Regions from separate parts of the Mus musculus genome. Here region 1 is linked to region 2. Evidence: chromatin loops called from intact Hi-C (ENCODE). Cell type or tissue: gastrocnemius. All regions are shown on one strand.

Region 1 (8,000 bases), 55 kb before region 2:
AGTGTGAAGCACCATGCCTGCAATCTCAGTACTTAGGGCACACTGAGGCAGGAGGGTCTTGGCTTTGGAGCTAGCTCTGGGCTACATAGCAAGACCCTGTCTAAAATGAAAACAAAGAAACACAATGTACTGGTGTGCTAGAGCTGTCTTCATTATTAGTTTTGGCAGGGGGTTAGGGACAGCATAGCAAGTGGTGTCTTACAATTGGGTGGACACATTAGATGGATGCACCTTCTAGCAAGCACCCCTTCCACTTTACTAACATAGACAAGCCCCACCCTTGACTGGAGATGAATTCTTTCTGGACTAGGGAATAAATTAGCACATGTAGTGGCCTAAAACAATACACACTTCATGGTATGTACTCACTGATAAGTGGATATTATGCAAAGAGTGTGGAATACCCAAAATACAACTCATGGACCACATGAAGCTCAAGAGGAAGGAAGACCAAAGAGTGGATGCTTCAGTCCTACTTAGAAGGGGGAACAAAATAATCAAGGGAAGTAGAGGGTGGGAGGAACTTGGGAGGAAGAGAAGACGGAGAGGGGAAAAGGGGGTAAGAATCAGGTATGGGAGGAGATGGAGGAGATGTACAGAGGGTCAGGAAATTGAACAGAGGTGTGTAGCCGTGGGGGATGGGGAACTGGGGGTAGCAACCAGAAAGTCCCAGATGCTAGGAAAGCAAGAGCCTTCCAGGACCCCACGGGGATGACATTAGCTCAAATATCCTACAAAGGGGATATTTCCTGTCGAGTCCATATCTAGAAATTAGGCATGGCCCCCTGGTTGAAGTATAGGGACACCCACTCATCTCCAAAATTTTAACCCAGAATTGCTCCTGTCTAAGGGAAATACAGGAACAAAGAGTGGAGCAGAGACTTAAGGAAAGGTCATCCAGAGACTGCCCCACCTGGGGCCCATTCCACATGCAGTCACCAAGAAGTGCTTGCTGATAGGAGCCTGAGACAACTGTCTCTTGAGAGCCTCTGCCAGATCCTGACCAATACAGAAGCGGATGCTTGCAGCCAACCATTGGATTGAACACAGGGAGCCCAATGGAGGAGTTAGGGAGGGGACTGAAGGAGCTGAAGGGGTCTTATCTGGCATCAATGGGAGGGGAGGCCCTTGGTCCTGTGAAGGCTTGATGCCCCAGTGTAGAGGAATGCTAGGGTGGTGAGGCAGGAGTGAGTAGGTGGGTGAGGGAGCACCTCATAGAAGCAGAGTAAGGGGGAATGGCAAAAGGGGGTTGCAGAGGGGAAACGGGAAAGGGGATAACATTTGAAATGTAAATAAATAAAATATCCAATTTAAAAATTACACACTTGCTATACAAAGTGACAATTCAGAAGTTCAAAATGGATGGGTGTGTATGGGTTCAAACCAAGGTGCCAGAGGATCCAAAGAAGACGTGTGCTCTTGCATGTTTCCCTCTTTTGAATATGCTCTCAAGAGCAGAGCGGTTCTTATCTCAAAGTCCTGATTTAATCACACCTGCTAAGTGTTTCGTCATGGAGGGAACCACATGTACTCTCTACAGTGGTCAGAATACTAGCATTCTGAAAGAGCTGCTATTTGCTTGCTGTGGAGACAGTGCAAAGAGAGTGTAGATTAGGATACATTTCCTGGGTTGTGATCCTGGGATAAACTATGCTCTGTGTACATGCCACAGTTTCCTCATCAAAGGACGAGAGGGACAGGAGGAAACCTGGAAGGGTTGTTGTAGGTTTGTTTAGCAAGATAGCATTAATGAAGGGCTCAGAACAGCATCTACCACACAGTAAGCTTTTATTAAATACAGTTTTTTAATTTTTAATTTAATTTTTATTTTTGGATATAGGGCTTCTGGATCTCACAGAGATTTGCCTGCTTCTGTCTCTTGAATGCCAGGATTAAAGGTCTATGCCTCCACCTAGACTTTAATATCTTTTAAATAAATTGATTGATACTATGTATCAAGCACTGCTCCAAGTTGGGAGGTACAGGTGGGTTTATTCTGTGGAACTGATGAAGTCAGATACACAATTACAGTTATTACAATTTGTACTGCTTGGGATAAAATAGCCAGGCCAGAGGTGATACACTTGGGAGCACTGTTACAGGTTCTAGGCCAGCCAGGAATCTTAAAAGAAAGAAAGAAAGGTGGTGAGGTGGGAGAGAGAGAGGAATAAATAGGCAGATTAGAAAGGGCATAATATTAAATTCAGGGAACCTTAGAAATATTAGTCAAACTCCTAGATTAATATGATATTGGAGTTTTAGTTTGTAAAAGGAATAGGTGTTTTCAAGTCAGATAATGAAGGAAGGGCTCTTGATAGAAAAAAGAATGTTAAAAAATGTTAGGTAGGATTCTTATGTGGCTCAAGACGAAGCCAGAAAGGTTGTCATACACAGCCAGCCTGTAAGTGCTGCGTTAAAGTTTGGACTTTATCCTAAAAGCAATAAAGTGTCTCTGACTGTTTAAACGTGGGGAAGCAATCATCAGTTTTGTAGCTTTATAAAGCTTCCCTGGAGACCACTGAGCATAATGAGTTAGATTTTGATTTTGAGAGAGGAAAGTTTGCTTCTGTTGCCCAGGTGCTGGTGGTGACCAGCAGTTTGGACAAGGCTTGACGTGGTTTTGTTTTTGTTTTTTTTTTATTTTTTGTTTTCTTTTCAGCTTACAAGCAGGAAGGACAATTTGAAATTAATGTTGAGAACAAGGATCTGATTAGAGGGCTGTTGAATGGTGATCATTGGCTGAGAACATGAAGGGGAAAGGTCATCAGAAATAGCTATTATTTTCAAGGGCAATGCATGCTAAACTGCATTTGTTGTTGTTGTTGTTAAGTTGAAGCTTAGAGAAGTCAAATTAGGATAGCCAGGTGCAACTTATTAAGAAATTATGGGTTAGGAATTCAACTTAACTTGGATATCTGGTGTGTGAAATAAGGCTCTGAGTTTTGGCTCAGAGTAATTTGTCTCGGTTTTGGATGTACTGAATTTGAGGTATAGCAGGACAGGCAAGTGATGAATGCCATTTTACAGGTATTGAGAAAAACAGAATCTGAGCTCAGGTAAAAGGTTTGCGTCAAAAATAGCCTCAGTGGTGGGAGAAGAGCAGACTTTTTATTTCAACCTGAGTCCAGTATAGCTTAAAAGTCTCCACTATTTCTTCCCCAGCCCTTACCCTAATTCTCAGACCTCTAACCCCAAGACAAACAGAAGAGTAGATGTCTGGGTCCGACGTGACGTGAGATCAGACAGTTTTCACACTTTCAGCTCTTGGTGACGAGCCCAGGGATGCCAAGATGCTTTATATTCAAGGGGCCACCCGCATTCCACTCTGACTTCACATTAACCATCTGACAGAGCATCCACATTTCAGGGAAAAGGCCGCTTCAAAGAGGGAGACCGCGACAGCTCACAGCAGACGCCCGGGCCCAATGACGTCACGCGGCAGCCAGGTGATTCCCTAGCCTCTGGCGTCAAGTGCTGATGACGTCATCCCGGCGCCCCACCTCGCCCCCTGGCCGTGTTGGCCTGGTTCACGTGGGTCTGTCCGGCGCTCCCCGCCCCCTCCCACCTGCGGGGGGCGGAGGCCGGGCAGAGGGGGCGGGCCCGAACGAAGGAGGCGTGGCTTGGGCGGGGTCGTAGGGCGCGGCGGCCGCCAGCCCGGCTACATACAATAGCAAGGCTGCGACCGGGGCCGAAGGTACCGCCGCACGGTGGGCACTCCTCGCCGCTGCCCTACACCTCCCCGTCCCACTGCACCTCTAGGCTGCGCGGAGTCCTGTCCGCTATCACCGGCTTTTCGCAGTCGCCGGTGCCCCCTCAGAGCCCGCGCTCTCCACAGTGTCCTCAGGGAAGGCTCCCCTTAGCGAGCGCACCCCGCCCCCTCATAGTCCCGGCGCGCCTCCCGCTCCCCGCGGCCCGCAGCGGCCCGCCCTCCAGACCCCGGGCCTGAAGGAACCCGGCGCGAGCGGCGAGAGGAGAACGCGGGGCGCCCGCCGGCTCACACTCCCGCGCTCTCTCTCCGGGTTTGGCGGCCGCCAGGAGGAGGAAGAGGAGGAGGAGGAGAAGAAGAAGGAGGAGGAGTGGAGCGAGCGCAGAAGGTGAGAGCTGGCCTCCCGCGACAGTGCTCCCCGCATCACGGCGGCCGGGCGAGGGCGCGGGGCTGGGGAAGGCGCTCGGAGGGGGCGGGGAGTTGGGGGGGCGGACCGGGGCGCCAGGTGAGCCGAGGCGGGCGCCGCCCCGCGAGGCCGACCGCTCCCTTCGGGCCAACAAAGGCCCCCATGTGTCAGCTCCTATGCGACCGCGGGTTCCCGAAGTCGGGGCGCTGGGGAGCCCCGAGGGCGGGCGCTGGGGCTGGGGAGGGCCCACAGGTCCCGGTCTCGGTTCCGGACTGACTCCCTCCGGAACTTCGGGGTCCTGAGACGCTAAAACTGGCCCGCGACGCAGATGCTAAGTGAAGCAATGAGGGTTTATTCTCCGTGGTCGGTCCCGGCTTGGGAATCACTTTTCAGGTTCATCGCCTTGTAAAATAGACGGGTAGCAAATGACCCCACCTTCACCCCAGGAATACTCCGTAACTTGGGAAGTTCCTCACAGACTTAGAACGAGAATCAGGTTTTTTTTTTTTTTTTTTTTTTCCCCACGCCCATTTTTAGTCTATTTCAAAGGCAGAGTTCTTCCAACCATCACTATCTTGGATCTTTTAAAGGTAAACGATACTGTGTTTTTGGAAGAATACTTGACAGTTATTGAGTGCCTTTAAAAAATATCTTGTATCCTGTTTCTTATGTTAAACCCCTTGGATAATCACCTTATCCTTTACGATATTTCCAGAACTGTGAAAGGTAAAAGAAGAGGTTATTAATCAAGTTAGTACTTCTATCTTAAGAATCGTTCTTGAGAAAAACCTTTGTCCCCTATGTCTAAGGGTCTCTCAACTCTGTCAGGAGGAAAACTGGAGTTCAGCGGTACAGAGATGCCTCATTAGGCATTACCTCCTTCCAATATGACCTTGAATTGATCACACCCAGCCTTAAAGTTCTTAGAGTTTGCTTTTAAAGTTCAGAAATGAGCAGCTAGCTAGCAATCATCTGCTCAGCTTTCGGGATTCCACTGAAGAATCCTCTCCACCTTGGAGTCTTTGCTGGCATCCATTCTGCTTCCTTCCTGACACAACAGTCTTCTCCCCACTGGGGCTCCCAGAGGCCCACAGAGATTTCTTCTGTCTGCACTTGTAACGCATTCTACTTGGAAATCTTATGTTCACATGTACACAAACCATCTCAACTAGAAGCCACCTCTCAAAGAGTTTTGGCAACTCGGACTCTGACATTTCCTGAAGCTTATTCTAGTCTTAACCTGCTAAGTGAACTCATGGCTTGGCCTGATCAATTTACTTATTTATTCATCTGTTTATCCAATATTACTGCTACAATCTGAAGTGCTACAGTGTTTCAAGCTGCCTGCTAAAGTCTGTGCTGATTTCAAGTACATCAATACAGCTGGTCTTTGCTCACAAGACCAAGAGCTCAAAGTTTAGTGGGTGAGGTAGACTTGTAAACAATGAAGGTCCTCTGGGGGACTCCAGTTGTACAGAGAATGGTGCGCAGTAATTAAGGTTGCTGGACCTGTCCTACAAGTCCTGGCCACAGCAAGTCCGTAGGGAAAGTGGCCCTTCATCTGTAAGAGTTTACTTGATAAAAAGCTTATCCAGTTCAACTCCATGTATATTTTCTGAGTACCTGTTTTGAGGTCTTTTGCTAGGTTTGCAGGAAGCTGTGTACCTTGAGGGGTCTTTGTAAAACAAAACCTGGTCTATCAGTGCTTCCTCCCCTCCCACCCCCCTTTTCACAGTTGAAGGATTACCTTCAAACTTTTTAGTGTGAAATAAGAAACTCCTGGAGAGCTGACCATTGCCTACTTTTGCATCCTTAAACTTTCTGGGTTCTGTCCTCCGCCTCCTCTTCTCTTCTCTTTTCCGAATTGCTGCTTTGCCTGGAGTGCTGCTTCCTACCTGTTATTTGCCTGTGGAGAATTCTTTATTGGACCTCTGAGAAATAGTTCCTCCTCTTCCCTCTTCCATCTCTGGGAATGAGTTACTCTTCCATCTTCTGGCTCAGGAGTCTAGAATTTTTGTAGTACTCCTTTAGTAATCAGTTGCAATTAAATTTGAGTCTTCATCTTTGAGCTTTAGCCCCTTCTTTCCTTCTTTCCTTCCTTTTTTATGGTACTAGGGATCAGGTGCTCTACTGCTGAGCTATATCCCCAGCCCTTGGATGTCTTACACTGAGCATTTTTAAATTTTGAGACAAAAACCAACCTTGGACTCATTCTGTAGCTCAGGCAATGAATTTGTGATTCTCTTTTAGCTTCCTAACTGGGAGACCACTAAGTTCAGTGGCCTGTGAATCTTTTATCTTTCCTTTCCGTTCCTTTCCTTTCCTTTTCTTTTCTTTCCTTTTTAAAAATTTTTTTCTTTGACATGTTGAAGAATGAAACTAGCCCCCCCCCCCCCTTTTTACGTTTTCCTTATTTATTGTGTTGTGAGTGCATGCATCCGAGGTGTAGCTTATGCAAAGTCACCTTTTGGGAATTCTCTTTCCTGGCGATCAGACTAAGGTCATCAGGCTTGGCAGGAAGCATCTTTTCTTGATGAACCATCTTGTCAGCCCTATATATTATTAAATTTCCACTTCCTTATTGTGTGTGTGTGCGTGTGTGTGTGCGTGCGTGCGTGCGTGTGTGTGTGCGTGCGTGCGTGCGTGTTAGTGGAAATTTTGTGGAGGTCAGAGGACAGCTTTCAGGAGATGATTCATTCTCTCTTTTCACAGTGAGTTTCAGGGGTGGAACTGATTAGGTATGTTCATTAAAGCAAGGGCTTTTTTTTTTTTTTTTTTTAACCTGTTGACCAATCTCATTAGCTCTACTTTATATTTTGAGACAGGACCTTCCTAAGTTGCTCAGGCATGCCTTGAGCTTGGAATCCTTCTTTGTCTAGCTTCTGAGTAGCTGGGGTTACAGGCCTGTGCCACTAGGCCTGTCTTTATGAATTACTTGAGGTCAAGATATGTTTGGATATCGTGTCTAGTAATGTTCCTGGTACTTGAGTACATTGAATGAATAAGTACTTTGAGTAAGTATGTGAATGAGTGAAAGAGTCCTGTAAAGCCCATGAGCTAGGTCACCTAATCTTTTGGATGGAACAATTAGTTGTTAAAAGTGTGATCCTTGCACCAGCAGTGTCAGCATAATCTGGGTATTTGACAGTAGATTAATGAGTCTCATCCCAAACCTACAAAAAACAAATTAAGGTTGGAGCCCAGGCGACTCTGCTTTATTAGGCTCTCCAAATGATCCTGATGCTTATTAAGGTTGAGAAATCGATACAGAGTTAAAGGATCTGTATTTTTTTTTTTGTAAAGTCAGCACTCCATCCTCCCTTCTGCCTCATTTCCTCCCCCTATCCCGTTTCTTCCTTATCTTTTCTTCCTTATTTTATCCTGACATTCCCTTCTGTTCACACCCCCTCCCTCCAATCTATCTCTTGCGGCTAGAGTGAAAGATGCTTGAGGGCTGGGAGATTTTTCTGTTCAAGTTCATTGCTATAAGCTCACTGCCTAGAAGAGTGACTAACCACAACTAGCACAGACATTCACATATTTGCTAGATGAATAATATGCCTTAGTCCTACTTACTGCCAGCTGCTACACTGGGGTTTTGTTGAAGAGAACTTTGAGTGAAGAGTAATCACATTCCCATTTGCAGATCCAGGAGACTCTTAACATTTTGGGGATTCATTTTTGCTTTAGTCAGCTTAGTTACCTTCCTTCCCTCCCTGTGTTTATTTACTTTTTATTTATTTTTATTTTTTTAGAATTAATTGAGACAAGGGGTCTTGCTACGTAGCTCTGACTGGCCTTAAACTTGTACCAGCTTCCTGTCTCAACTTCTTGAGTGCTGAGGTTACAGGCATATGCCTGGCTTTGCTGTCTTTTTACCATAGAAAA
Region 2 (8,000 bases):
CATGGCATGAGAGTCAGGACAGTTTTGTGGAGTCAGTTCTCTTTTCCCACCTTTTTGTGGATTCTGGGAATTGAACTTAGGTTGTCAGGCTTTTCTGCAGCCAATGTTTTTAACCCACCTAGCCATTTCACTGGTCCTAGAATATTGCCAGTGTAATGTCAGCTCATTAGTTGGTGGATCTCCACTCTCCACCCCCAACCCCGAGCCTGGGATTGAACCTAGGACCTTGTGCATTTTAGTCAGGTGTTCCACTGAGCTACACTCCCCAGCTGCTTTCCCTTCCTTCCTTCCTTCCTTCCTTCCTTCCTTCCTTCCTTCCATCCATCCATCCATCTATCTGTCTTTGTTTTGATTAGATTTGTTTTCTTTTTTATTCCCCCCACCCCCCCCCCTTTTTTTTTTGAGACAGGGTTTCTCTGTGTAGCCCTGGCTGTCCTGGAACTCACTCTGTAGACCAGGCTGGCCTCGAACTCAGAAACCTGCCTGCCTCTGCCTCCCAAGTGCTGGAATTAAAGGCGTGCACCACCACCACCCTGCTAGGTTTGTTTTCTTATTGCTGAATTTTAAGACTTCTTTGTGTATTTTGAATACAAATCCTTTATGTTCTTTATGTGCATAAAGCACAATCTGTACATGTACTTTGCAAATGCTTTTTCGTCATCGGTGTCTTCTCTTTTCATTTCTTAACATTGTCTTTTGAAGAACAGTTTTATGTTTTAATCAAATTCAACTTGTCTAGGTTTTCTTAAATGAATTGTCTTTGATAATGGCATCTAAAAGGCTATTGCAAAATCAAGGTCATCCAGATTTCTCCTGCATTGTCTTACAGACATTTTATAGTCTTGAAATTTAGATCTATGGTCCATTTTGAGTGTGTGTGTAGCTTATAAAGTCTATGTCTAGGTTCTTTCCTTCTTTTCTGTCACTAATACTATATAAATCAGAATGAAGAACAGAGTATGAAGTATGACCATTTTAAAACCAATTTAGAACTGAGTAATGGTATGGAACTATAATTCCAGTACTCAGGAAGCTGAGATAGAATTATCAGGAGTTCCGGGTTCTCCTAGGGTCCATAAGTAAATTCTAGACAAGCCTGGGTTGACACACTGTTTCACAAAACTAAACCAAATTAAACAACAACAACAAAAAAACAAACGTAGCAACAACAACAACAACAACAAAGAGATCATAAGAGGGAGGTTAGATTTCCTGGAACTGGAGTTACAAATGATTTTGAGCCACCATGTACGTGCTTGGGACTGAACCCAGCCAGGCAACAAGTGCTATAGTGCTGAACCATCTCTCGAGCATTCTGTCTGCCTACCTACCTGCCTGTCTGTCTGTCTGACACTCTCTCTCTCTCTCTCTCTCTCTCTCTCTCTCTCTCTCTCTCTCTCTCGTGTGTGTGTGTGTGTGTGTGTGTGTGTGTGTGTGTGTGAGTGAGGGGGTGGAAGATGGAGAATGGGAATGAATCATGTGTCACGGTGTGCATGTGAAAACAGAGAAAAACATGTAGGAAGGAGGAGTTGGTTCTCCCTACCCTGTGTCACAAAGATGGAACTAAGGTCAGCAGTCTTGGCAGCTTGGCAGTTCTTTTACCTACTGTCCCACCTTGCTGGGCCCAGTTTTTTTGTTTTGTTTTGTTCTCAAATGTAGAAATTCATGTCTCCTTTTCCAAATACTGTAAGTATTCAGGGCTTAGGAAGGGTAAATAATAAAAGAGCTGAGTTCTTTTTATATAGAGTTCTTCCTCTGCATTAGACTAATTTGGGCCAATGAGTGGTAGTGCAGACATTTGTCAGGAAAGATGGCTGCATGTTGTATAAGTCAGGCTTCATGGTGGTCACCGACTCTTTGGTGACCAACAGTTAGTTATCTGTTGTAAACAAAACAGAAATAAATAGGAGGACTAAAAAGAAACATAGGCTTAAGATTCAGTCGGCAGTACATACATGGTTACGTCATTTGCTGGTTGTATAACCCTGGAGCAGTCACTGTGCTTTCTCATCCATTGCTTCCTGTCTTACACCTGCTCTGCTGGGCTGCTTTCCAGCAGCATCTTCAGCATGTGTTACTTACTGTCATCTTAGACGTTTGTTTAAGTTAGTACAGTTTCTGCTTTCCGATGCCTGAAGCTCTAAAAAACTCTTTAACTGTGTACTTGCCCATACTTCTTTCCATTGATCAAGGATCTTTTAAAACATCAATTGTTGTTATCCTGTTTTTTCCCAGAACCCTTAGAGCAGAATCTAAACTTCTGAGCCTGTGAGATGGCTCAGTGCATAAAGATTTCTGGCACTAAGCCAGACAACCCAAGTTTGAACCTTAGGACACATGTGGTAGAAGTAGAAAATTGATTCTCATGAGTTATCCTCTGATCTCTACATGCATACCATGGTATATATGTGCCACCTACCCTCACCCCATAACAAATAATTAAAACCCTCTAAACTCATTAGTTATGGCCTGGAAGAGATAACTGCATAACTTGATTCCAGTCATGCGCCTCAAGGGCAAGGGATGAGTTGGGTGAGTGTAGTGAGTGATGATGGGAGATACTGACTTCTGGGTGTACAGGAAATATGTGAAGGTACATTTTTTAACATTTCAGTCTTAAGGAAGCACCGTTTATTGGGATGGGGAAGACCAGAGTTGTTTCTTTAATGTGTCATCCAGCTCCAAGTTCTATTGTAGTGACTGGTATCTGACAAGTGCTAAAGAAATTCTGAGAGTGGTGTAGGGCCTACTTCATAACTCTGTGAAATAGACATAGGTTTGTAAAGTGTGGGGACACATAGTAAATAGCCCTTAACAAATAGTAGCTGTTGCTGAACTTTCTCTGTTCAAAGGAGGTGGTTGGTATAGGGACCACCTTATTATCTTTCATGGGACACATTTTAGAGAGTCAGCAGAAAAGAATAATTTCCCCCTCTCCATTCTAGTCTGAATGAATCTTGAATCTAATTTGAGTAGGTCTTGATTCCGGGGTTCAAGAGGACTCCCACAGGCTCTAGAACAGCTGTTCTCAGCTTATAGGTCCAGATCCCTTGAGGGGTTGTTGAACTACCCTTTCACAGGGGTCACCTAAGACCATTGGAAATGTCAGATATTTACATTACAATTCATAGCAGTAGCAAAATTACAGAATTACAAAATTATGAAATAGCAACAAAATTAATTTTATGATTGGGGGTCACCACAATGTGAGGAACTATATTAAAGAATCGCAGTGTTAGGAAGGTTGAGAACTACTGCTCTAAAAAGCCTGTCTGGTACCTCTTGTTGGAGCCTGGGTTGGGAGAACAGCAGAGACAATCAGAACATTGGTTATGTATTTGTTTCCCGCCCCTCAGCGCCTCTTCAGAAAAAAAGGGGCGGGGGCAGCGCTCTCCCCGCCTCCTTTCCTTCCTTTCTCTGTTCCTCCCTCCCTCCCCGCCCCTTCACTAAGCCTCTGTGTCTTTGCTGCCGCCCTACGTGGGCCTGAGTGTGCTGCGCCTTGGGAGCTGGGTGGCTGCGCTGCGGCGCTTAGCCGAATCCAGCCTGTCAGGCTGGTTCAGCCCGGGCTTTGTCCCAACTGCTGAGCAGGGAGAGGTGCGGCTCTGCGACAGATACACAAGATCATCAGAGATGCTGGGCCCCGGACCCACCGCCAGGTAATGCTGGCTTTCCCTGGGCCTGGCATAGCTAGACTGAGAGCTGGGGTAGAAGGAGCGGGTGTCTTTCTGCCTTCCGGGGAAGGGAATGGGGAGAACATTACATTTCACTTATATTAAGGGATTCTTAATAAGGAAAGGGCCTGGTGGTGTAACATTGAGATAAGCCCCTCAGGGCTAGGCCTGTGCTGGAATAAGGCATCTGGCTAGGGAAGGTTATGAAGGGGAAGCTGGATTTTTTGGGGAACTGCATGCCTCAGGGGCCCCACTCCTTTGTAAGCATGCTTCTGCATGGTGGCCAGGGTGATGCTTTTCTGTGCCTTGGTTTAGCTGCGGTTTTCCTGGGACCCGGAATACTGTTCTCTGGTTGGAGATGTAGTGAAGATAGGAGACCCCTGCAGCTGTTCCTGGTCAGGCAGTCTCTATGAGCCTTAATTTCCTTATTTGAAGAGAAGGGCTTAGCATTCTGTAACTGTGCCTTTCCTAGGCTGTAAAATTTACCTTGGAAAGGTGAGCTAGGTAGAGACAGAGGAGCCAGCCTTCCATATGCATCTTGCCGGTCTGTTTAGAACCAGTGACTTCATAAAGTGCTAATGCTTCTGTTGGGGCTAAGAGTAGATATGTTGAGTGTGGGGTGTGGGGTTGAGAAGAAACAGGTGAACGCATGCTAATTTTTTTTCCTGAACTGGCCAATTCTTTGATACTTAGATCACTGCTATAAACTAGGCTGTCTTCTCTGGTGCACTGTTATTGATCTGCTAAGTAAATAACAGACCTTGACACTATGTAATATCTTAATCACTGTAATTCCTTCCTTTATTATCTGGCACCAAGAAATACAAATACTAACCTATGCTGATTATTTTGGACCTTTCTCATCTTGGTTACAGAGGAGCTATGCATTCCCTCTGGGAAGCCTTCCTGCTCTTCCTTTCTTCCTCCTCTTCCTGCTGGTCGGCTTTCCTTGCCTGCCCCTCACCTGTTTTCTGATCTCACCAGTTTCCTTTCTTCCTTTCCTTGTCTTCACGCTTTCCACTTCTTGTCTCTTTTCCTTCCATAACCATGGTTTCTTTTTTCTGTTTTCCTTTTTCATTTCTTCCCTGGGTCCTCTTCTTCTTGGTTAGGCTCTCTTCTCTTTTCCTTTTAGAATCTTTTATTGTGCTTTCTCATTGGTAGTAAGTTGCTGACTTGGAGGGACCTTTGCTGTGATGTTTGTAAGGTCCAAACATTCTAGCTTCCTTGTTTTGGACCTAAGCTCTGTTTTCCTTATGTGTCAGGCTGTCTCCTTACTGCCCTCAAGCTGTGTTTTGAGGCTTCCTAATAAGTAGTTATTTTTCCTGGGTTTATTCCCCATCCTTTTCCTTGAGAACCAAGGCAGAATGTGGGCAGAAGGAAAAAATCATGGTAGGAAGTCAGGAGCTTGAAGGCTCGAGCTGGAGAACAAGTACAAATACAGCTAGCTAGGAGACCTTCCTGAGAGCCCCTCACTGAGATGAGGGCTGGGAGATAGCCAGTTTCCAGGGGCACAGTGGGATGAAGAGAAGAAGGGGGAGTCTTGGGGCAAGAGTGTTCTTTAGGAAGAAGAGGGTGGCGTTGGCATCAAGATGGGGGTTATTAGGGGGTAAGGGTAGCTGTAGAGGGAACGATTTATAGGCTATGTAAAAGATGTGTAGCCATATAGGTTCATTGTTTTCCCTCCTGATGGTAGGCTCTCTGAAGAGGATTATTTTTGCTCTGCATCTTTCTCCCCCCCCCCCACCCCCCCGCCCTCTCCCGCCCCGTAGTGTCCTAAAGTGAGAGAGTCAGAGGGGAAACAGAGATGAGACTGACAGGGTTATTGTTTCATTGACACTCACTAACTAATATATGCAATGTGTGTGCATGTGTGTATGCATATATACACACACACATACAAGATATCAATTTGGTATCCATCATTAACTGTTCTCTCTGGTTGGTGAGAACATTTGCCACCAAGCATGATGAGATCTGAGTTCTATTCCCATGTTTTATATGGTAGGAGAGACTAATTCCTACGAGATGTCTGGATATGTGAGCTATGGTATGGTCTCACCACTATCCCAACGCACACATGTATAAATAGATGTAATTTTAAAAATAAACATTCTCTCAGTCACCTGTAGTATATTAGTTATGGTGCTGGTTGCTGAGTACTGTTGGTTTTTAAAGGAGGTATTTAGATTCATTTGCTGTGTTCAGATGCAGGTCTAGGGGTGGACCCTCATGTGTAGTGTAGAGGGGAGCACAGGGAGCTATGATAATGTAGTGGAGGAAGACTAAGGTTCAACAAATCAGTGCCAGGGCTGCACTGTAAACTCAAGTCTTCTTTAATTGTGATACACATTTACTTAGACTATGTTATCTTGTGACATTAGGTGCATGTTGTATATAAAGAATTTTCTTGTTTTTTTTTTTCTGTCTTTGGGAATAAAATGTAGATATTAATGAAATAGAAAACAAATTTACATGTGGTAGGTTATTACGCCCTGGCCAAACAAATTCTCAGAAGGAAGCAGACTTTGTCCCTGTTTTTTTCTGGCTGCAGGCCATTTAGGTGACTCACTGCTGAGCACCCTCTCTGAGTTATTTGATCCCTTTCTCTTCCCTGCTCTCTTATATTCAATTTCGGGCACAAGATAGAGAGAGTCCAGAGACCAGATAGGCTAGGTGTTTACTTCACAGACTTCTGTAAGATAAGAATGTAACACCCTGTAGGGCTGGTAGGAACCAGTGAGGCAATGGATGCATGAACACACTTTGTGCAGTGATCCACTCATATTCTTGTTATTCTGGATGCATTCCTAAAACACCTAAGAAGATGCTTAGATGCTGTAGCCCAGAAGCCCAAAGATGCAACTGAGAAATCTAAATTATTTCTCAATTCTTGAGGAATAAAAGAAAAAGAGGGAATATATAGAAAAAGCTTTTAGGATTGGTAGTCCAGCTTCATGCTCAAAATGGAGGTCAGCTGGTACCATAGTGCTTTATTCATGGCAGAGAGACGGTAGGGGGCCAGTATAAAAGATTTCATTTTGAGTGCCTATGATAAGTAGATAAATAGAAGAGAAAGTAATTAAGGTCAAATCTTCATGTAATGGTTGCTGGTTACCTGCTTGCTTATCCAAGTTTCATATACTAAAATGAAAGATACTTATATTAACATTGAAAAGTTGATTATGAAGATAAATAAGTAATTTTATAAAAAATAAAAAATATGATGCTGGAGAGGTGGCATTGGCTGCTTTTCCAGAGGACTTGGTTTCAATTCTCTGCAATGACAGCTCAAAACTGTCTGTAACCCAATTCCAGGGGATCTGGTACCCAAATGCAGACATACATGCAATCAAAATGCCACTGCACATAAGAAATATTAAAAAAAATTTTTAAAAATCACACAGTTGGTACTTATAGCTATACTTATTCTTAATCTGTAAAAATAAACTCCAAAGTCACCTCTTAAGCAAGTCTTCCTTTGGGGCTGGAGGGATGGCTCAGTGGTTAAGAGCACTGGATGCTTTTCTTGAGGTGCTGAGTTCAATTCTCAGCTATCACATGGTAGCCCACAAACATTTATAGTATGATCTGATGCCCTCTTCTGGCATGAAAGTATACATGAGGAAAGAGTATGTGTGTGTTAAAATAAATACCTATAATAATATATTATATAATAAAAATCTATAATAAGTATCTATAATATTTTTTTAAAAGAAAGTCTTTCTTTACTGTTAGGGCCTCTCTTCTGGATTTATGTTGTGCCTCTCTTCACTCAGTGCTGGCACTTGCCATTGTTGTATTATTATGTAGATCCTGTATCTTTTCCTCCCATTAGTCTGCATTCATTGGAGGGCAAACTCGGGTCTAGTATATTTAAGAGTCAGCTGAGTGCCTTTTTAGTTTCTAAATATAGGTTAGTAAATAAAACAAATATAGTCGCTACTGTTTATTAAGGAGATGTATAATAAATGAGTATAATTAAAAATTGTGATACTTGCTGTGATAATCAAGAGTACCTTTTGATCATGTTAAGTCTGTCTGTGAGACAACTGCCACTCTGACCAGTACCTGCAGCTTAACAGAAGTTTAGGTAGCACTGACTGCCGGACAAGAGAGCTGTTTGGTGAAAAGGTTAAAACCTTGGTGTCATCAGCAACAAGGGTGGTATGTGAGGCCTTTGGGCTGGGGAGGTCACTTGGGGAGAGTGTATTATATGAGTAAAGGGGTCTGGAGTCTTGGAATTGTGAAAAATACTGAAGGAAGTGTATACAGAGGGGAGAAGAGAAGACAGAAAGATAGCAAAGCAAGAGAATCCAAGATAGTAGGGTA

Evidence for each region. A loop is a pair of places that touch in the nucleus more often than their neighbours do. Peaks named below come from ENCODE experiments on the same cell type or tissue, not always from the same donor. Only the 100,000 strongest peaks of a DNase experiment are listed, where the experiment ranks them.
Region 1: it touches region 2 in a loop (2.8-fold over the local background); 6 of 42 quality-filtered maps call a loop at or near these places.

What each region holds. Positions count from the first base shown.
Region 1 is chr7:97,784,881-97,792,880 of GRCm38, forward strand. The region is part of intron 1 of Gm39050 (a long non-coding RNA gene); the gene reads right to left. It also overlaps a transcript of Pak1 not described here. Among named protein-coding and RNA genes, the nearest start is that of Gm39050, 12 kb to the right of the region's middle. In gastrocnemius, no CTCF peak of the experiment used is centred here; a DNase peak (open chromatin) is centred at 3,536; H3K4me3 peaks cover 1,622 bases; H3K27ac peaks cover 517 bases.
Region 2 is chr7:97,839,486-97,847,485 of GRCm38, forward strand. It overlaps Pak1 (p21 (RAC1) activated kinase 1), which reads left to right and starts at 3,454. Exons shown (of 15, transcript NM_011035.2): 1 at 3,454-3,656. In gastrocnemius, CTCF peaks have their summits at 3,487 and 7,282 (motif pointing left); DNase peaks (open chromatin) are centred at 3,504, 3,935, 5,165 and 6,225; H3K4me3 peaks cover 1,238 bases; H3K27ac peaks cover 1,686 bases.